Linked DNA regions of Mus musculus: region 1 is linked to region 2. Evidence: chromatin loops called from intact Hi-C (ENCODE). Cell type or tissue: gastrocnemius. All regions are shown on one strand. Each heading gives the region's core, and the rest is flanking DNA. Links, peaks and the distances in the headings are about the cores only.

What was found. A loop is a pair of places that touch in the nucleus more often than their neighbours do. Peaks named below come from ENCODE experiments on the same cell type or tissue, not always from the same donor. Only the 100,000 strongest peaks of a DNase experiment are listed, where the experiment ranks them.
Region 1: a loop joins it to region 2, with 2.3 times the contacts of the local background. A loop is called at or near these places in 2 of 42 quality-filtered maps.

Annotation. Positions count from the first base shown.
Region 1 is chr10:86,364,272-86,375,354 of GRCm38, reverse strand. All of the region lies in intron 4 of Syn3 (synapsin III), which reads left to right. Among named protein-coding and RNA genes, the nearest start is that of Timp3, 69 kb to the right of the region's middle. In gastrocnemius, for the core only: no CTCF peak of the experiment used is centred there; DNase peaks (open chromatin) are centred at 1,906, 2,059 and 5,245; H3K27ac peaks cover 1,423 bases.
Region 2 is chr10:86,317,398-86,328,480 of GRCm38, reverse strand. All of the region lies in intron 6 of Syn3 (synapsin III), which reads left to right. All of the region lies in intron 1 of Timp3 (tissue inhibitor of metalloproteinase 3), which reads right to left. Among named protein-coding and RNA genes, the nearest start is that of Timp3, 23 kb to the right of the region's middle. In gastrocnemius, for the core only: a CTCF peak has its summit at 6,233 (motif pointing right); DNase peaks (open chromatin) are centred at 6,266, 7,117, 8,071, 9,543 and 2 more places; H3K4me3 peaks cover 317 bases; H3K27ac peaks cover 7,746 bases.

The DNA.
Region 1 (11,083 bases), core at 1,417-9,416, 47 kb before region 2:
GGGCACAGTCTATGCAGCTCACCGCAGTCCCAGGCGCAGGGACAGAGGGTCAGTTATTGTGTCTCTGACCTGGGAAAGCATTATAGCATGGAGGGCTTGTTGCTTATACCAGAAGCTGACGGTGATCATTTAAACCAGGACCTGTCATGTTTCTGCTCTGCACAACAGGACCATCACTAACTGCTCTAAACCTCAAATCCCTATTATGTCTCTAAGAGAGTGTTTATCCAGGCCACTGCCCTGAGGTCTCGGTCATGATGCCCACGTGCTGTTTACTAACAGAAATGATCACACCCCCACAGCAGATGCCAACAACTGGAAGATGGGAGCTGAAATGGCTCCAGTAACTATTGGCACTCAGAAAGGGAAAACTAATTTTCCCAATACATGCTTGTGTGGTTGAAGCCATGAAGGGGACGTGTGGGGGTTTTCATGTCCACCAGGCCCAGCCGCTTCCTGCCCATAACATAGTTTCTCAACCTTAGCACAGTGCCATGTAACTTCTGTCCTAGGCCTTCATCCTGCTTCTGCTTCTACCCTACCTCAGACCCCTGTATCCTCACTCAGTGTGAAGCCTGACACACAATCGCTCTCTGTTTCACAGGAGAGAATGTGGCTGTCTGTGTGCTCACACAGGTGAGGATGAAGTCAGGGCAGCGTCCCTGGTTCCCATCCTCTCTCTCCCCCAACCTCTTTGTTTTCTCCTTTTTGAGTACTGGAATCAAATGCAAGCAAGCTACATCCCTGGGCCCTGAAGATTTTTTTAGATGGTCCAAATGCCTTTGTCCTAAACACACACACATACACACACACACACACACACACACACACACACACACACACACACACTGTTTGTTCTGAGTATCAATGGAGTCTACCATATTAGTTACTTTTAACAAAGTAATTACTGTAACAAAATACCTGGCAAAAGCAAGTTAATAAAGAAAGGGTTTACTTGGGTGCAAAGTTTGAGGATACAGTCTGCCTTGGTGGGAAAGGCATGGAGGCGGGAAAGGGTAGGCTGGTGGCATTGTGTCCACAGTCAGGGAGGAGAGAGGGATGGATGTCAGAGCTGAGCTTTCTTTTTCCTTTATATGCAAACCCTGGACCTCAGCCCATAGCATGGCTCTAGTTAACTCTGGAAACTCTCTCACAGCCATGGCCAGAGGCTTGTCTCATAGATCATTCTAGATCCTGTCAAGCTGACAATCAGTATTATTCACCACACCTACTTTTCCGCCTTTCATTCAGTCTTGATAAAAATACTACTCTTTCAACCATTAAATATTTACTGAGCCCATATTATATTACAGCTCCTACTGCATGGCAGATACTCTCTTAAGCCTCAGGCATCTTCATAGATAGAGACTGGGCTCCTGCCACAGGCATCTTCTGCACTGACAGATGCACAGATAGCAGGGTGTAAGTATCAGTGTGAGGGAGCTATCAAAGGAAGGGAGCAGTAAACCTAGGAATGTGCTATTCTCCCCCATTAAGTAGATGAGAAAACTGAGGCTCAGGCAAGTTGAAGACTTGCTCAAACCCCAAGGACAAATAATAAATGGGGTTAGAATTTATTGTGTGCTAATGGCATGCCCTGTGACTTTTGTGCATCACTTCAGCCCTCTTACCCACTGCCTGATATGTGCCTGGCACGTCTTGTTGTTACCTTTATTTAGTGAGGGAAACCTCAGTCACTTAACTTGAGTGTCCCAGTCTGAAATCAAGAGCTGGGAAGTGGCTAAGTCAGGCCTGGGCCTGGACTGCAGGGCTCCAGACCCTGAGTTCTTCCCCCTTTGAAAGCCAGTCTCATTGACCTGCTAGGCTGAGAAGATGCATCATGACAGTCCCTGCCCTTCAGGGACCCCTGGGAGGCTTGGCAAGATGTCATGCTGGAATGGCCATAATGAAGAGTCTGCTTCAGGAAAGTGGGATTCGATCAGTCCCCAAGCAGAAACCTCCTTCCACAGGAGAGTGCTCTGACTCAAGTGCATTCGAGAGTGGGCTCCCAAGAGACAGATGGAGACTGTTGGAGGCCTCCAAGGAACAGCAGGATACTAGCAGACATTCTGTGTCTCACACAGCACCTGGGTCCAGGCACCATGGGAGGTCTCTGCTGAGGCAGCTAGCTTGGCCCATGATGGGTCTAGAATGAGCCCCATGCAACCTCCTCAACCCAAGAGGCCAAGCCAAGAGAAAGGAGCCTGTTCTCTTTACAGCAGTGCCCAGAGTATCATCTCAGAGACTGGGTTAGTCTAAACAGTCTCCCTCTGAGAAGCTGAAGGGGCAGTGAGGTGCAGGTCGCCCCATGTACCTGGAGAAGATGTGACTTGGAACTACTATAAGCAATGCTTCCTGCATCTTTCAAAACTGTAACAAAGAAGTTAGAGCATGTGTCCTCTAATTCTTTCTCAAGTGGACTTTAAGGGGACCCCAAAGAGTTTATCGGTGACACAGGACCCAGCCCTACCACTAAGTGCTAGAGGGTCAAGTTCTATCTAACTTGGAAAGCGTCTGTCTAGTCTTCCTTCACAGTTACAGAAACCACTTTAAATATTACCTTTTGCTACAGTGCATTATAAGTAATTTCAAATTCTTAGGTCAAGACCCTCAGATGCCTAGTATCTTTGACTAACATATTATTATGGTCTTTCTACCTATATTTATAACTCTTCCTTGAAGGCAGATGAGGTCTGAACCTCTTGTCTCTTGTAATGAGCTGATAAGTGGATTTTAATAAAAAATTAAAGAGATGCCCCAATTCCTTCCTTTGTTCCATCAGAAATGTAAATATTTGAAGCATCATGTTGTTATGTGTGCGAGGATCTTGTCCCCAGCCAGGGATGAATTCCCAAACCTCCCAAGAGACTGGCCTGGCTCCAAACACCTGTGTATCAAAATAGGGTTCCCAGCGCTGGTTGGGTCTCTGTCTCATCTAGACTTCTAAGCTAGTCCTTTCCTCCCACAGGGTCTGGTCCATATCTACTTCTGCTTATATTTTGGCATGCAAAGATCCCTGGAAGTAATGGCCAGGCACAAGAGGTCATAAGATGACATGAATGTGTAATTTTATTTTATTTAGAAATAGATAAACTGGTGGGCAGGGGTGGGGGTTTGCACACGTACATGCATGCACATATTGGAAATACAGAAGAACATAAATGGATGTGGGATATGTTTGGTCTTTGACATGTGTGTGAGTGTGTGTGTGTGTGTGTGTGTGTGTGTGTGTGTGTGTATGTGTGTGTGTGTGTGTGTGATTTTTTTGATGGTCCAAATACCTTTGTCCTACACACACACACACACACACTTTGCTGTGCTATTGAATATTTTCCTTTAAGTCAAATTCCAATGTATTTTTATCCACTTAGGGAAACATTTGGACCCCAAGAGGCTAATTGGACACAGACCCTGCCTCACCCTCCTCTGGAGGCTATAGAAAGCCTGACCTTCCACCAGTGTTTGGAAGCCAGACCTGGAGACAAAAAAGAAGTGAGCTGAGTTGGGTCAAGAGGAATGAGAAGGAGTTGCTTGTACTAATTTTAGCATCTATGATGGATAGCAGTTACAAGATCCCTATACCCTCCCCTGGCACATGCTTGGCTGTGTCCTCAACCTTCCACCCTGTGATAGCTGGGCAGACACAGACACTCATAGACCTCAGATTGCAATGAAACATTGGAGGCCTCTGTTGCCTTAAATAGAGGTGTGGGGTATGTTTTGGGATGCCAGGTCTGGCAGAGCTGAGGACCTCAGCACTTGTCCTTGGAGGATGCTCAGAGCTAATGCCACTTAAGAGAGCCAGGTTTCATTCACCCTTAGTGTCGGTGGGCAGAAGTCCTCATCAGCCTCCAAACCAAACTGTGGTATCATCAGCCCAGATCCCTTCTGGCTCCGTCCGGTCCTGGGCGCTCATTCCTGCTCCATCACTGATATTCAGCTTCTCTTATGCTTCATCTCTCTCCTCTTCTTCAGGCCTCAAACTTAGAACTGATTCTTTTCTTCATTTCTTTTAACTACTTATATAGCAACAGTATATAGCACTACATGCTAGACACATTACCATTGAAAGCTTATAACATATGAGACAGGCACTGATCATACTCATTGGAAAGATGGGAAGGCTGAGACACACGGCAGATTCAATGATTCAGCGAGATGTGCACAGCCGTGCCTGGATTTTACATGGGTGTCAGAGATCTGAAATCAGGTCCTCATGCCTCCATGGCAGGCACGTTACTAGCCTCTGATGATACTGTTTCAAGGTCTCTTAGAGATGAAAAGCTGCATGATTCTGTAGAGGACTCACCAAATCTGCTTCCTAGAATTTGGGATGGAGCCAGTCAGATTCCTGGAGCTCATTGGTCAGCCAGCCTAGCTCAATTCCTGATTCCTGGAGCTCATTGGTCAGCCAGCCTAGCTCAATTCCTCTGCTGGAGATGGTTCAGAAAAAGTGGCTCAAAAAATAAAATAAAATGGAAACCGGGCAGTGGTGGCTCACACCTTTAGTCCCAGCACTTGGATGGCAGAGGCAGGTGGATATTTGTGAGTTTGAGGCGAGCCTGGTCTGCAGAGTAAATTTCAGGACAGCTAGGAATACACAGAGAGGCCCTGTCACAAACAACAACAACAACAACATTACGGGGATTAATCCAGGAAGACACAGAATAGTGGTCCCTAACTTCTGCAGGCATCACAAGCATACATACCAGAACACAGATGGGCATATAAGAATATATACATGCAAATCACACACACACAGTACCAAAATATTATTTGTTCTATTTAGTGTCTATCAAATGCCAGTCATATTTATTTCACAACACTATCTTAAAACACCTCTGAGGATGGCAAAAAAAAAATCTTAAAATTTCAACAAATAATAGGCAGAAGACATATCAAAGCATAGCCAGTCAGTACATGAAATGATACCAAAGGCGCCTGAAAGAGTGACAACAAAAATTACATTGAGACATCAGATTTCAGAGATGGATGATCCAAACTATGTATGATGATGCCCAGTGCTCATCCTCGCCACGAGAGCCTGTGAAATGGTGTACACTTGCCATGGGAACAACGTAATAGGTTTTCAAAGATACTTTTCTGTGTGTGTTTGCCTGCCTGAATGTATGTACCAAGTGTGTACTGATACCTGTGTGTGTAACTGGTGTCTCTGAAGGCCAGAGAAGGGTGTTGGATTTCCCTGGATCTGGAGTCAGAGATGATTGTGCGTCACAGTGGGAGCTGGCAAACTCTGGGTCTCCTGCAATTGCAGCCAGAGCTCTTAACTGCAGAGCTATCACTCCAGCCTCCAGCTTGGATGATTTTCTAGGAAGTTAACTATGCGTGTAGCACAGGATACATTCTCTTACAAGATTATTTCTCAGGAGAAATAAAACACGCCCACTAAGTGATGTGTATAAGAATCTTTGAAACACCTTTATTCAAAAAACCAAGCTGGAGGCAAAGCAGATATCCATCAGCTGGAGAATTGATGGGCAGAAGCTGGCACATCCACGTGTCAAAGATCTCTCAGAGACGAGACAGAGCAGAAACACTGGAAGGGGCTATTCCATGCCCAGTTAAGCTTCTCCAAACTTAGGTTTAAAACATCACATCCTTGCCTGGTGGGTTATGTGGCTCAGAGTTCTGGGAAGGCTCAGCGGAATTTTTACAAGACTGTAACACGCATGCCAGCAGGGGCTCTGCTCTTATGTGGAGTGGCAGGGGAACTCTTTACAGGGGAACTCTAGGCTAGTTATCGTCTAGCTGGTTGAAAGCATTTATCTCCTTCACCCATGAACTGAGGGTGTGTGGTTCCTAGCTGTTTGATAGCTGGAGGCTTCTCTCAGCTCGTAGAGTCCAACCTCAGCTCTTAGAAGCCACCCTAGCTCCTGGAGGCCACTCTCAACTCCTGCAAACTACACTTGACTCCTAAAGGTTACTTTTCAGGTCATCCAGGTGAATGCAGCTCAGCTGTATATCTTCAGGGGATGGTTAAATAAATTACAGGGAAGTCATGCCGCTAGACACAGTTGAAAAATAAAGAAGAGGGTCCACGTGTAGGGAAATGAAAGAATCCGCACGATCTGCCGCTATGTAAGAGCAAAAAGTCACAAGGATGCCCAGAAGAGGCTTAGATCCACAGCCCTGGATAGTACCCCAAGCTCATTGAAAGGACTGCGCATCATCTGAAACTTCCCGCTTCGGCTGTAGTCACGCGTCATTTAATGAGGAGGACGTCGTATTAGTTACTCTTTTTTGTTTCTGTGACAAGACTCCTGGCAAACAGCACTGAAGGAAGGGAAGAGTTTATTTTGGCTCCTGGTCTGAGCGGATGCAATCCATCATAGCAAGGGAGGCACAGCAGTGGGAACCGGAGCAGCTGGTCATGTTGCATCTAGTGAGGAAGCAGAGGGAGAGGCGTGCCGACACCTAGCAGACGTCCTCCTGCCTTCTCCAGCCCAGGACTCCATCCAATGGAGTGGTGCTCCAGCCCCTTCAGAGAGCTTTTCTCCTTAGTTAAACCTTTCTGGAAGCATGCTCACAGACAAACCTTGAACTGCATCACCTAGGTGAGTCTAAATGCAGTCACGTTGATGGTGGAGTTTAGACTTGGTCTGAGAACCTCACCATGGATGGACAAACATGGCAGAAATTACCCCCAACATTCTAGATCTATCAGTCACTCAACATGGCCTCCTGCTCTAACAAAGAGATGCTGTAACAAAGAGGAGATCTGTGAGACAGATGGGAGAACTAATTGCACTTTACTATAGTAAATTTTGTCGCTCCTAGAAGGGACACAATGCAAAGCAGTAAAAGTGAACGTGGAACCAAGACCATAGTCATCTGTTAGCATTGTCAAGTATGAAATGGGTACATAAAGGCTCCATGCTCTTACAGGCCTGACAGACCCGAAGGTATACTGACATGCACATCACCACCAAGTCCTGAGCACTCCAGTGTTAGCATCCCTATGATGTCATGACTAGCGGATTTTTCAACTCCACTAAAAATCTTTGGTGTGGATGAAGTTTGATGACCTGAGTTTGTTCCCTGGGAACCACATGGTAGAAGGAGAGAGCCAAGTCCCACAATCTGTCCTGTGACTTCTGCGTGTGCGTGGTGTGTATGTGCATATATACACACTAAATAAATGTGATTTAAAAAAAATAGAAAAATATCTGTGCACATGTGTGTGTTGGTGTATTGTGAGGGTAGAGGTCAGAGGACAACTTCAGGTGTCATTCCTCACTGCTGACCAGTTTGTCTTTTGAAATGGGGTTTCCCATTGGCCAGGGGCTCACCATTAGACTAGACTGGTTGGCTCCCCAGATCCACCTGTCTCTGCACCTGTGGTACTGGCATTACAAGTGTATCACCATATAAACTTATTTATGTAGGTCTGGGGATCAATAAAGACAAGCACTTTATTGACGACTTTCTCCAGCCTTCCAGTAAAATCTTCTGGGATGACTTCTACACGTGTGGTCAGTCAGAACATCTGGGGAGGAGGGAGGAGGAGGAAGGACTGGGTTAGAATCATTTTGAAGGCGTCTTGGGGAATTCTAATGTCTAGCAAAGATAGAGAGTCCCTTTGCCCCTATGCTGGAAATGATGGACGGATCTATCAGTCGCCAAACCAGCAAAGACACAGCTCCCAGGTGCATTTGGTGAACCTGGATGGCTTTCTCCAGAGTTGTTCCTTCCTGCTCTTTCTCTGATGGGCATTCAAGCTGGAAGCAGCCAAGAGCCTGTCTTCAGGAGTTCCTGTCCATAGTGGAAGGTGCAGCTGGAAGCATTTATGGTAAAACCTCTGGCTGGGTGATGTCCTGAAAAATCACTGCCATGTGTTTCCAGCAGGGCAGGCAGGGCTCACATGCATTCTCTGCCCCTGCACAGCCCTTCTCTGGGCTTCTCGGTCCTGCCCTATCCCTGTCCCTGCACAGCCCTTCTCTGGGCTTCGAGGTCCTGCCCTATCTCTGTCCCTGTTGCTCACATTAGTCTCATCACATCACTGCTTCTCTGAACTCTTTGCAGTTGACAACTGGCAAGGATCTAGACTTGCAGATAGAAAGCCGGAGGTCCGCCCTCCCCAAAGGAAGAAACTGAAGACAAAACTCCAGCGAGGATGTGTGTACTAAGGGCCATGGTAGGGGCAGGGTAGGCAGCAGCGCAGGGGAACCATGTTTCAGGAGAGGGAAGGGAAAGGGGACTTCTGAGAAGCAATGGTGCCAACATTGAATCTTTTTCCATTTTAAATGTTCGTATGCATTTCAGAGTCTGGGATCACTTTGAATACAAATAGTTGAGCATGAAGATTTGATAATTTTTAAAAATCATATTGACTGTAGATCCCTTAAAAAAAACAACTCAGAGCCTGTTCAGACTTGGGGAACACATGGGGACTTATACAAGAGACATCCATATATGAAGTGGGTCAGACTACCTGGCTCTACAGTGTGATCACAGGAACGTCTTAACTCCTCTGAGCCCCTGTCTTACTTAAACGCCAGCACTGGAAGTCTGCACCTACAATTCCAGCACTCAGGAGACAGAAGCCGGAAGATGGTTGGGGGCCAGCCTGGGCTACGTAGTAAGGCCTTGTTGTTAACGTTACCTACCTCAAAGGGTAGCTTTCAATAAAGCAATAGTTCTTAAGGCTAGAGCCCAACACTTTGTCAAACATTATGCGTTGGCGCTTTTGGGTTCAGGGCGAAGTCTGTTGGATCTGAACATGTTCCTGCATACGCCGAGCTTTAACAGGGACAAACAACTTACCTCAGATCCCCTCAAAGACCCCGTGCACACCTTTCTTTGTGCTGAGGCCTGACAGGAACTGAAGGGAGCTGGGCTGTTGGAGTTGGCTGAGTGACAAAGCCCACTCTTGCTTCTGAGGATGTGTGGTCAGGGCAGGAGGTAAGATCAAGCCTGGGAGGGGGAGGGGCCATGTTGAGTAGACTGCAAGAGCGACACCTGTGCCCTGGTGCCCTTTCACTGATGGACTCCACCTCCCAACCTCCCCTCTCTGAGGATACCCTCAGGGTAGGTCTCCCTTCATAAAACAGACAAGGACCCATCTTGTTTCTCAAGAGGGAAGTTGTCCCGGGAAGAAGCTCATCATGAGGGAGGAGGGAAAACCTTTGGGTGTGGCAGGAAGGATGGGCCAGATAAGGGTTTGGAGCCAGTGGTCAACATGGCAGCTTTGAGCTCTTGGACCCAGCCCGGGCTTAGGGAAAAAGGTGAGTCTTTCTAGAATTCTGTATCCACTAGTGTGCGTTTTCTGTGATGGAAGTGTTGAGCAGTCCCTGGCTAGGTGGTTATTAACCTTACAGCAGCAGTCATGTGACCTGTTAACACAGCTCTCCATGGGAGAAGGCTTGGGGCATACATTTCCGCTAGCTCCTGTCTCTGAAATGCGTGTCCTGTCACTCCAGGGCAAAACTATTATTTTTTAATCTCAAAACAGTTTTCCCTCCCCCCTACACCCCTGTATATCTCTCACATCTGTTCCAGCCAAGAAGGAACAGCTGCTCGGAGGCCCACCTCTCATCAGCTGCCTTATCTCCTGGATGAATAATGTCCCCTTCCCCAGCAGCAGTGGGCTGGCAGGAGGCCCACAGTGCTGCAGGCTGATGACAGCCCTCAGAGCTAAGGCAGCTGTGGGAAAAGGATGGGCTGCCCAGGACCCACGTGGGTGAGGCTGTCCTCCATCTTCCAAGCCTGGAGGTCCCAAATTTCAGTGAACCTCATCTCACACACAGCCTGACCAGCACACCTCAAAACGCTGCCTGGGAAACAGAGGCACTTCAGACGTGGGCCCTGCTCTTCAAGAATGGGAATTGTTCATGAAATGTGATTAGCTTCATAATCTTGAAATCTGTTTACCTACTCCAGGTCTCAGTTTTCCTCATCTGCAAAATAGGTTGAAATAAATGTTGGATCAAAGCAATGGGTTCTCTGCTCAGCTCTGTGCCAGCAGTGCGTCCTGCGTGCAACACAATTCAGTAACACTAGACACGCAAGGCTTTCCCAGGGCATTCATTGTCACCTTGAGCAACTGCATCCCCAGACAACTAAGAGGCTTAATAACTCTCCACATCCCCTCTCCCACCTGCTAGAGAGTCAGTAACAGACTTCCATGGCAGTAAAACAGCCGTCTTTTGGCAAGTGGAGTATTAGTTGTGCCCCAGGTTCCCCAGTGAATCCCACCAAGCTCCATATTAGCCAACAGAATTCTTTTCCTCTGTTTTTGTCTCCCTCACTGAGTCACATGATTTCAACCTTAGCTTCCAGTTCCTCATCTCAGGAACCCAGGGCAGGGTAAGCACCTACTTCATAAAAGTTGAATGTGTGGATCTAGGAGATGAGGTTTATAAGTAACCAGCCCTCAGCCAGCATCCCCAGTGAGTCCCGGGAATTCCTAAAACAATTCCAACATGACGGACTGCAGCTAGGGGCATAGATGCTAGGAGCAGAAGCTGAAAGCTAAATTCTCAAGTCGGAAAGCCTAGGAAAGGCTGGCTAGCTCCTAACTCAACTCTACTTGTGTCTTAGTTAGGGTTTTATTTCTGTCAAGAGACACCAGGGCAACTCTTACGCAGGAAAACATTACATTGGGGCTGGCTTACAGGTTCAGCGGTTCAGTCCATTGTCATCATAGCAGGAAGCATGGTAGTATCCAGGCAGACATGGCGCAGGAGGAGCTGAGAGTTCTCAGGCAACAGGAGACTGCGTGCCACACTGAGCACATATCACCTCAAAGCCCAACTCCACAGTGACACACTTCCTCCAACAAGGTCACATCTACTCCTACAAGGCCATACATACCTCCTAATAGTGCTCTTTCCTATGGGCCAAGCATTCAAACACACGAGTCTACAGGGGACATACCTATCCAAGCCACCACATTCCACTCGCTGGCTCTCATAGGCTTGTTACCATTATGTAGGTAGTCCAACTTCAAAAGTCCCTGTAGTCTATCACAGCCTCAACCATGTTTAAAAGTTCACAGTCTCTTCTGAGATTCATGCAATCTCTTAATTGTAATCCCCTATAATATCACCGTCAAAACCAGATC
Region 2 (11,083 bases), core at 1,796-9,795:
CAGGGGAGTTGAGGAACTTGTCAGAGGTCATCAACTAGAAATTAAATACAGATGCACCCAGCCCCAGAGCTCGCCCTTTTTCTATTACTCAACAATTAACAAACATGGAATGTGCAACCAAAAGGTCAGATGCATCAGAAATGAGGAATTGGAGGAGACTGCCAAGGCTGAAGACTCAGGGAAGGGCCACTGTGCCACAGCTGCTGAGAGCTTTCAGGAGGACTCAGCTCCTTCAAGCCCTCACGGTGTCTAAAGACTCTACTGTAAATTGGATCCAGTTTCCAGAGCTCATGTAGATTCGTTCTAGGTTCTAGGATGGCTTCTGGTTTTATGGGCCATGCAGAGTGCACTGGTTTCCATTAGTCAACAGCACAAACGCATTCTGAAAGAGGCCTGATGTGATAAACTGGACACAAGTCTGACCGAACTTTATTGTAGGACACTAGGGTCCCATAACCTAGAGCAACTGCCTCAGAAAAGGCATCCTATAAACACGCACAACACAGGGCATTGCTCCTTTCCGTCGCTGAAGTCGGTGTTTTGCCTCAGTGAACCTAAGTGACCCGTAGCTTTTGACTCTACCTATGCACAGGAAGTGATGTTATGAAGTGAGCTAAGCTACTTGCAGAAGCACACTTAATCACTGCTTCTAGATGCTCCCAAGGGCAACAATACAGAGCAAAGAGGGACACATTCCCAATGCTATGCTAATATTCTTTTACAATAATGGATACATGTAGCCTAACATGAACCCAGAAAGTGCGTCAGCGGAGCCTATTGACAACTTTGCCCAATAACGAGAAATCTACTGGCTTTGAGCATGTCACTCATTAACACCATTATCAATTACAGCAGGTGCCAATACTTACATGCAGGTACTGCGCATGATCAGTGCTGAGTACTTTATATGGACAGTCCCAGTTTGAGCCTCATTAAGACCCCTAGAGTAAGTGCTGACTTAGCACCATCTGACAGCATTGCAGCTTGTGGGAGTAAGTGATTTTTCCCAAGATCATCGAATGAGGAATTGGGAAACCCAGCATGTCAGTCCAGGTGGCCTGACTCTAAAGCTCCTGTCCATCATCATTTGGCCACACTTACTTAACCTTCCAGATGTGCCAGCTTAACCACTGGTGAGTTGGGCACATTTCAATGGACTGACAGAACTTGCAGGATCACTGAGAATAACTTTCCTGCCATGACAATCCTAGAGTTAGTCTGTACGGTGTGGGGCACTGTGACCTAAGCCAGGCTTTCCTGGTTTTTGGTTTTTTTGTTTTGTTTTGGTTTGGTTTGGTTTTTTTTTAACTATTGTATTATCTCTCTCTATGGTAACCTTCTTCTAATTAGCTGACGTGGTGGGCATACACACATCAGAAGAGTGCTTGCATTTTCCATAAGTTATTGTCAGAATAGACATTGTCACAGATTCTGAGGGCCCCTTGTCTGCCTGTGGCCCTCGTTCCCGGTCTCCCCATCATTCTCTTCTTGTTTGTATCCTTCAGCTCTAGTTGCCATGGTAAGAGTTGAATGAATGCAGATTTCCCAGGAAGACAGTCTGGGAGCGGGAGGCGTATCCACCAGGGCACAAAGTGGACAAAGGTCAAAGCTTCCCTATTCAGGATGATATTACTTATGGCCATTCAACCTAAAACATCACCCTTGGCTACTTAGAATCTTGAGTGTGGACAATTTGTTATGAGGGTAGATCTTAAGTGTTACCACAGCAAAATTGAATAATCATCATTATCATCATTATCATCGTCGTCGTCGTCGTCGTCGTCGTCGTCGTCGTCGTCATCATCATCATCATCATCATCATCATCTAGTGTTTTCAAAACAGATTCTGCTTCCCAACTTCTGGTGTGATTTACTGAGTCTTCCTGTTACTACTGCAGGATCTGAGAATAGGAGGGAGAACCTCACTATACAACAAGCACTGAGTGGCAGGAAGAACCCTGGAGTAGGGGCACTTGGGAACTAGTTTCACTTTGCCTTCCATTCATTTTCTGTGTGAGTTTTGCCTATGTTGACAGATCCCTCCATTCTATGTGAAAATCACGTTGGAAAAGCTATACTCCACTGCCCCTTACTCTCTCGGGGCCTTGCCTAGGATATTAGTCCTTTGTATTTCTCATTTAGGCGTCTTTTTTCCTTGTTAGACTTTCTTCTCATCGGTCATTATCCACTGTGCCGTGCATTCTATGCTCTGTAGAACCATACTTCTGAGCATCGACGTCACTGCGGTGTGTCTGGCCCTGTCTCAAGGGTCCTTCTTGGCCTATTCCCCATCTCCATGGTTTGAACTTATGTAGACTTGGGCTAGGAGTGTCCCTAATCAGCTCCCTGGGTCCTTCTGCCATTCAAAGTGGCAGAGACCATTTGGTAATGAGAAGTAAGACCCACACAGACTGGCCAGGGTGCTGCTAGGAGCTCAACTGAAAAGGACTCACTCTGAGTGCAGTGATGCTAAAAACTCATGTCTCCTTTGGGTCCTTCTGCTTACCTCATGGACAGGGACACCATTACCCATCATCTGTCCTCCCAAATATAACATAACGTAGGTGACTTATTTGCCATGGTCCTTGAGCCCCCTCAGAGAAAGCTGCTCTGAAGGCAAGCTGGCTCCCTTCACCACACACAGCCTCCGCCCCTAGAGGGACAGTGGAGGCACCAGAGTCACATGGATCTCAGCTTTTCTTCCCAACAGCCTGGACCTGGCTTACTCACATCCTTGCCGTAGAAGTTTCTATTTATGAAATACAAGGGCGATTAAATTGGTCTCACTTTGGGGATTATTTTTTTCTTCATTTCCCTTGTTTTCCTCACCCCTATGCCCTTGGTGGGATTTCTTTCTTTCTTTCATTTTTTTTTTAAAGAGCAAAACATAAACAAAACACTGTCCAGGCTGTGGGTAGCAGCTCACAATGTTCTAATTGGATTCGCACTACACCAGTGGAGCACATCGGGAGGATCCACAGGAAACACCTTGCAGAGTCTGCTGGGAACGCTGGAACAGAGGGAGCTATGCACTGGCGGGGGCGCGGGGGTGGGGGTGGGGGGAAGGGGTCCTGGGCCTAGCTGACTCCACAGGCTGGGCACAGGAAACAGGAGCAGGATTCCCAGCCCTGGGAGACACAGATGGGGGTGGGGGGCAGCTAGCTCTGGTGTTTTCCAGTGGGAAGCCCTTAAATTTGCTTTATCTATTTCCAATTATTTAGAGCTAATTGCAGTAAGAGGACTGAGAGTAAGAGAGACAGAGACAGAGGCAGACGGACAGAGAGAGATACAGAGACAGAGAGACAGAGAAGAAGAAAGAAGAACAGGAGAAAAACTGGTAGCTTCTAGGCATCTTTTAGAGATTTAGCAGCCACTCTTACTGTGCGAGGTGCATGCCTTGTTGAAGTCAAGTATATAAGGACTTAGGGGTAACCTAAAACTGGGGAGTTGAATCTGTATTACAATGTCTATGACTGGTCTCTTTGTCTGTCTGTCTCTGTCTCTGTCTCTGTCTCTGTCTCTCTCTCTCTCTGTGTGTGTGTGTGTGTGTGTGTGTGTGTGTGTGTGTGTGTGTGTGTGTGTTAATGAGAATTCAATCTAGAACCTTGCCCATGCTAGGCAAATTCTTTACCATTGAGCTGTATCTCCAGCTCTTTAAAAAAAAATTCATTTCAAGACCAGGTCCTGTCATACAGCCTCAACTGGCCTTGAACTTATATTCTGCCTGCTTCCACTTCCCAAGTAGCTATGACTATGTATCATCTCTCAGGCAATCTATCTTACCCTTTGAATACTTAAAATGGAGAAGATGGGAGGAGCAGGTGCAGAGATCAACAACCAGACATTAATGTGAAGAGAGTCTAAATTGGAGTTCTCCATCAGGTTCCTCCCCCCCAGGGATCAGATAACCCATGAAGAGGGAAGAAAAGACTGTAGGAGTCAGAGTGTGGAGAACACAGGGGAAAATATCAGGGCTTGTATGGGCTCACAAAAACTGAAGTACCAAACACTAGGTCCTCATAGATCTTCCCCAGGTCCTCTGTGTATGTAATGGCTGTTAGCTTAGTGGTTTTGTGGGACTTGTAATTGTGGGAGTGGATACATCTCTGACCCTTCTGCCTGTTTGGGGAACTCTTTTCCTCCCGTTAGATTGCCTTGTCCAACTTCCATAGAAGGCCATGTGCCTTGTCTTATTGTATCTTGTTTTGTCCTGTTTGGCTCTTGGAGGTTTGCTCCTTTCTGAAGAGTAATGGGGGAGGGGGGTCTGGGAGAAAAAGGGAGATGGAGCGAGGATGGGGAGACAGGGGAGCTGAGAGGGGTGGAGGGAGGGGCGACTGTGGTTGGGATGTACTGTATGAGAGAAGAATCTATTTTCAATTGAAAAAAGAAAATTAAAGAAAGACAATGGAGATGCAAAATCACACCACATAGGGGTGTGAGTACTGAGATATAGGTCATAAGGGAGACAGCAGCATTAATTACTTTGGAAGAAGCTTCCTTCCCAAGGCCATGCAGAAGCTAGAGAAGCAGTAAGCAAGTGAACCAATACATTCTAAGAAAAGAGAAAAGAAAATGGAGAGAGCTAGCTCAGCCCCATATGGGCATTGCAGGCTCACAGCCTGGCTGCCAACTTTCCCCCTCATGGAATGGCGGCTGCCCCACTTACTCTTGGCCAGCACATTTTGATTTCAGGTCAGGTAGAAGCTCGGGACATTGGCTGGTATCTGTCCAAGTGGACAGTGTAGAAAAGCCCAGCAAGAGAAGGGAGAGGAAACATGGATACAAATGCTAACTTGTGATTGAAGTCTTCCAGGTGGCATCTTGCTCCTTCCTGGGAGTGGGGAGCATTTGGATGGATCCAAAATAGTATGTTAGTGCGTGTGCTTAGCCTTTCCAAAAACCTGCCTTCCAACAACATTGTGTGTGGGTGTGGGAAGCCAATCTTGATAATACAAAGTTAGGTTTGAGAGCCATAGCTTGGCAGGCCTGCTTGGGCCAGGGTCAGTGGCCAGAGCCAGGCATTGTTCTGGCTGGAGGAAGGAACAGCCAGTGGCCAGCATTCTGTGGGAGGTGAAGGCCAGACCCAGACCAATTAGGGTCTGATGGAAAGCAGGACCACTCTTTATGAATCAGGAGGCCAGTGCCCTTGCTGCTATGAAGATGCTGGCTAACGGGAGCATCTGGCACCAGTCATCTCCCAGGATGAGAAGCAAGCCTGCATAGAGGTGCAAGTGAAAAGCTGAAGGCCTGAGGGCTGGGCTGTACCCCAACCCCACTTTATCTTAGTCATAATGGGAGCTGGCTGAGCAAAAAGGGGACATGTTTCTTTGCTTGGTCGACAGGTTGGTAACAATTACAGGCACTCTTGAGGAAGCAACAGGAAAAGTCATGCTCTGCACCACCAGGCATGGTCATGAAAGGATGCTCAGATCAAAGGTAGCACCAATTTAGTGTTCAATCTAGTTCCTGCCTCTTGTGCTTAAGCCTGGGGTCAGCTGTGTGGCTAGACAGACCTCTAAGTGTTGCCTAGCTGAATTTAGCAGATCCTATTTTGTCCCTGTCCCATTTCAGCAATATACTTGGAGAGGTAGACTGGGTGACATGTGACTTGACAGGTTTCAGGCAAGTCTAAGTCTATTATAAGAAGGGAATTGATAGTCTTCTTCAGCCCTCAAGGATACCCCTGGAGCAGTGGGAAAGTAAAGACCAGTTGCCCCTGAGATGCTGTTTTTATCCTTCCTGACCCCAAGGGGAATGGACAAGTGTGAATTTCTTCAAGGGACCGACTTCTTCAGGATGTTCAATGTCACTCAGGGCTGGCACCACTCCCCTCTGCTAAAGCCAGCACTGAACCTAGTATTCAGGTGCACCGAACACGAAGAAGAAATGTGTAGCATGAAGGGAGGATGTTGTTTCTCCCAGGTCCAGCCCAAAGAGCATGGAGCAGGTAGACCGCAACTCCCAGATTGAAGTGAGGAAATCTTGATTTTACTGCCTGGACTTCAAATGCTTGGTGTCACCAATGGACAAGTCATTTCTCATCCCTGCTTCCTCAGTGAATTGAGGAATGATTGAACAAGTAGTTTTAAAGGCTACAAGTTGAAATGTTACTGATTGTGGTATAGAAAACTCCCCAAGAGGAAAAGAATTAATTTCTGGCCCTTCCTCCCTAGGTGCATGCAGCTTAGCAAGTGGCAAATGAATGACCTCTTTCTGATGCGGCAGCCAACAGGTGGCAGAATATCCCAGTGTCTGTCTGGGATGTCTGAACCATCTGTTTCCCATCAACAAAGCTTGCTGGCTGGAAGGTGATCTGCCCTAAATGGCCCTGTTAGAATTCCTCTGCTGGGGTTTTACCCAAATTACTGAAGCACAGAGCTAAGTCTGAGCCTGGCTCTATGTCCTTCCTCTGCTGAGGACCCAAGACAAGACACTTGATCCATCTGAGTCCCAACTTACCCCATCTATTATTATTTCATGCATTTCAGTCAGCATTAGCCTTCCAGGAATCTTCTAAGAAGTGAGATCTCTACATTCCTAGGACTTACTATGGTAGAAGAGACAGAACAAGCAAACATATGCCCAAAACAATACCAGGTTCTGGAGGGAGGGCATAGAGAATGGTTGGAGTAGACAAGGCTCCTCCATGAAAAAGGAGTCAAGAAGACAGAGGTCAGATCCCATAGAACCTTCTAGAACTTGTTAAGGAGTTGAGAAGCCATGGGAGAGCTTTGAACAAGCCATTGCTGGCACGTGACTGACATTTCAATAGCTTGCTCTGGCTCCTTTTTGGAGAATGGATTGTTGGGGGCTGGAGTGAAAGCAAGGAAATTAATGATCATCGTCTCTACCTTTTCCCTCCTCGCCGTCTAAAGTCACTGTAAACCTCACAGGAGATTTCTCCTAACTCCCAGAAAAGCACAGAGGCATAGGCAGGGTACAGATGGTCACATGTTTGATAATCCGTTTGTGCAAGTAGGAGCTTGCAGGGCCTGGCACCAGGCTAGTGAGAGCCGTGTTCCTGTATGGACGGATTTCAAGGAAACAGGGTACGGTGGCAGACTCTGCTTGCCTGATGCAGCTGTCCCTGTCCAGATGAATCCACATATTTAAACAGGGAGCTTTGGGTGAGGCCGCGCCTGGCCCTGCTTTTGCTGGTGGTGCTGGACTGGAGTAAGATAACACCCAGCAATGTGGCAAGGTTGATGCCAAGGAGAAACCATTTGCTGAGCGCCTGGCACATGCCTGCCTCCCCAGCTGCCCCCCACCCCCCGCCAGAGCTAGGAAGAAAACACAGGGAGCTGGAGATCAGGTTAGCTCGGGGTCTGCAGTTTCAGAGTCCTACCCTCTATAAAGTGGCCTAGAAACCCCCAGCATCCCTAAGGGAGTACGGCCCAGATCATGGGTTCCAGGCTTGTCTTGTCACTGGGGTATGGAGTGCTGGCCTGTAGACTGGAGCCTTGGATTCACAACTGTACCTCCAGGCTCCTACAAGTGGAGAGAGAGAGAGAATGTGTGTCTGTGACAGCAGTGTCTTAGAGCTGTCGTGCAGGAAAGGGAAACACAGTTAGAAAAGAGTGCTTGGATCACACACTCACTTGGACACCTCCTGAGTGACAGGCTGGGGGGCTTAGGGGCAGACACCTTAGTGCTTAGTAAATATTTCCAGAACCCAGCACAATCTGGAAATTTCAGAGGCAGGCGGATTTCTGAATTCGAGGCCAGCCTGGTCTACAAAGTGAGTTCCAGGACAGCCAGGGCTATACAGAGAAACCCTGTCTCGAAAAACCGAAAAAACCAAACCAAAACAAAACAAACAAAACAAGCAAACAAAGAAAAAAATTTGTTTCATCTCTCTAAAATACTGTATTACCTAAAATTCCAAAAGACAGTAATTAATCAGGTGACCTGTATGTATGCACTGGCTTAAATCAAACAAAAAGATAAGGATTTAAGTCACCTGTTATCTCTGCAACATAGATCCTGAGATTACCCAACATTTTATAAAATGGAGTGAAGGTATCTGTTTTTCCTGCTCCGGTCACTGGTCCACACTCTCCTGGCCAGTTTCCCAGCCTGCCTCCTGTTTTCTTGCATTGCACAGAATCCATTTGTCGGTGATCCGTGTTCTTCCAATCCGAACACGTTCATTCATATGATCCAACCCCAAGAGCCTGTTTGTTGGAAGGTTTTGTAAAGATCTGTGATAAACATCTTGTATGTTAATGTCTGTGTATACTCATGAATATCCATCCATAAATGTTTATAGGCTTGTGCACATATTTATGTACACTGGCATCTTACTTGATTGTTTTACCTGGACCTAGAAGCTATCTCCCATCTTTAAACACATCATTTAGTAGTCCCCGAATCGAAGTCAGTGGGTCTTTGGCTCACATCAGCTGATGCCCCTGCCTGGGATTCCCAGGTATACTTGGTCCAATCAGGGGTCAGAGGGTTCTCTGTAGACATCTCAGGGTGCCATGTAGCTAAAAGAACATTTGACACAGCTCCTCAGATCCCATAAGCTCACACTTGCTTCCAAAGTCCCCCTACCTGCAGCCTCTGTCTCTCTCCCACAGAGGCCAGCTGGTGACAAGCCTGAAGGAAAGCCTGTTTGTCTGTTTGCTATTCCTTGTGGATCTTGCAAGACCCCCTTGGTTATTTCAAAGTTGGAGGCAATGTCCCGGACAGATTAGAGGCCACCAGGAGCCTATTCACTTAGGTCACAAAGTCACAGCATGAGGCCACCTTCCCAAACAAAGTTCCTTTCTGCCTTCCTGATCCTCTCGGCTCATAAAAACCTCTGCCTGTAGTGGGCAGTTTTAGTATGCTGAGTGCACAGGAAACATCCCTTTCAGAGAGAAGGCAAGCTGCCCTCTCTTCTCTTTGCTCAATCACAAAGGCGACTGCCTGAAACATTGGTCCTTAAGTGGGAATGGGGGAAATGGATGTGGGTGTCTCTTGTGAAGAGGGCCATGCTAATACTCTATTCAGCCGATGAAAGCAGACCTTCTGTCCTGACCAATCTGAACTCAGCTATTCCTAAGAATATTCGTATTATAATACATGCTGTGTATTGTGTAATACACATGTATATATGCATCTATCCTGCATTTTAAAGATCAGTTTCCCCAGCTTGTGATTCCCAGGTATGCTTGCTCTAATCAGGGGTCTAGTGATGGCTGAGATAAGGTGAGTTCTTGATCCAGCACAAAGCTGTCTTGCAATGGTGCCCTTTCTGCTTACTCCCCCTACACACCCAACTGCTTAATTTAAGCTGCTCAACAACACACACACACACACACACACACACACATACATCTATATATATGACAGTGACCTTCACCTGTACAGGTGTAGAGGTAGGACTCTTGGAGTGGAGTGAATTGCCCAAGATGCCAGTGACAGTGGAGGAGGAGGGGGAATGGGATTCTATAAGGACCAAGTCTTTTCACTCTGAGTACCCTCCCAGCCCCCAGGTGGCCACTCACTAGCCCTTTGAGAGCTTGCCAAGTTTTCTCTGGCCCTAGCCAGTCACCATACTGTCTGCCCAGAACCCAACCCCCAAGGTTCCTTATGTTTTTTGGTTTTTTTTTTTTTTTGAGATACTCCCCTCCTCCACCAGCTGCCCCTCCTGGCAGGTGTTCACTCTTCCCCAGGACTACCCCCCTCTAGGCCTGGGCTAGCTTTAGACCAGTCCGCTGGACTCTGGATACTTCTAGACTTAGACAGGGAGGGCACTCAAAAGCCCGATTTCCCTGACAGTCTTTTGGCAAACTCATAGTCACAGAGCTGGCCCATTTAGGAGAGAAGCAGAGGCAACCTGCCCGTCAGCCCGCCCGCACCCCTCCAACCCTATAGGAACATTCCATTTGGAAATCTCTTGTGGCAGGTACCTCAGAGAAAGCCACACAGACTCCAGGTCTACAGAGTAATCATGGCTCTCAGGAAACACAAAATCTGAGAGGCCCCCGGGATCCTCAAGAGTACCCCAAGAAGAAGCAGGCTGTGCTGGCTTCCACTGACCATGGAGCCCTCTACCCATGTGCAAAGGATCTACGGAGCAAACTTCCCATCTATTGTTCTTTTATCTGATTGTAAAAAGGACATGTCACAGCTGTGAAATGTCATTTTCTGGAACATACAAGCCAAATGACAGTCATCCAAAACTACACACCCTATGAATTAACAGTGCTGATATTCTGGAAGACAGACATCCTTCTAAGCATCTGTATATACACACTCCTGCCTTTTATTAATATAAAAAAACAAGGTACTATTACTCAAAATTGGCCCAAGGGCCCATGTACCAAGGTACTATTACTCAAAGGTGGCCCACTATGTTAATAATTTTTAATTATAATTTATATACAATATTCATAAAACTATGTAAAATATTTTATGAATAAGTTAATAATATTTAATAACATTATTTAAGAAATATCTCTGTAGGAGACATTTAGGCATCGCCCAGTAATTTCTTTGGACCAAAATTCTAGAAATACAATTATTTGTTAAACGGCATGCACACTTTGGGAGCCCCGGATGCATAGTACCAGGATGACTTTCCCAGTGGGGATAATACTTTTCTTAGCAGTAGCCTGTGAAGGGGAGACCCATATCTGTGGATTCCCCGTACAGCTCTGCCAAGTCCAGGGGCATCATCTGGAAATCCCCGAAGCAATCAGCACCTGTAATGAGCCATCTGCTGGGAAGTAGGAAGGGGGTGGGCAGATGGGAGGGGATCTAGCTTTTTTTTTTTTCCTTTTGCTGGTGCAGAAGTGGGCAGTGAAAGATAGGACGTATCAAGAGCCACTTAAGGCTCTTCTTCTCTATGGATCCGTAAAAGTGTCTCTCCGCCGACGTGGGCTGGGTGGTGTGATATGCTGGCAAGAGGCGCTATATGGAATAGTTGCAAATGTCCAGGAAGGAATCTAACCTCAGGAAACTGCCTACTTCCCTCCCCATGTAGCTAGTGACCCCAGGAAAGAGTTTGCCACCTCTGGGCTTGTGTTTCCCTTGAGAATTTCTTGTTTCTGTGACTTCAGAGCCAGGCCTGATCCCAAAGCACTGAATCTTA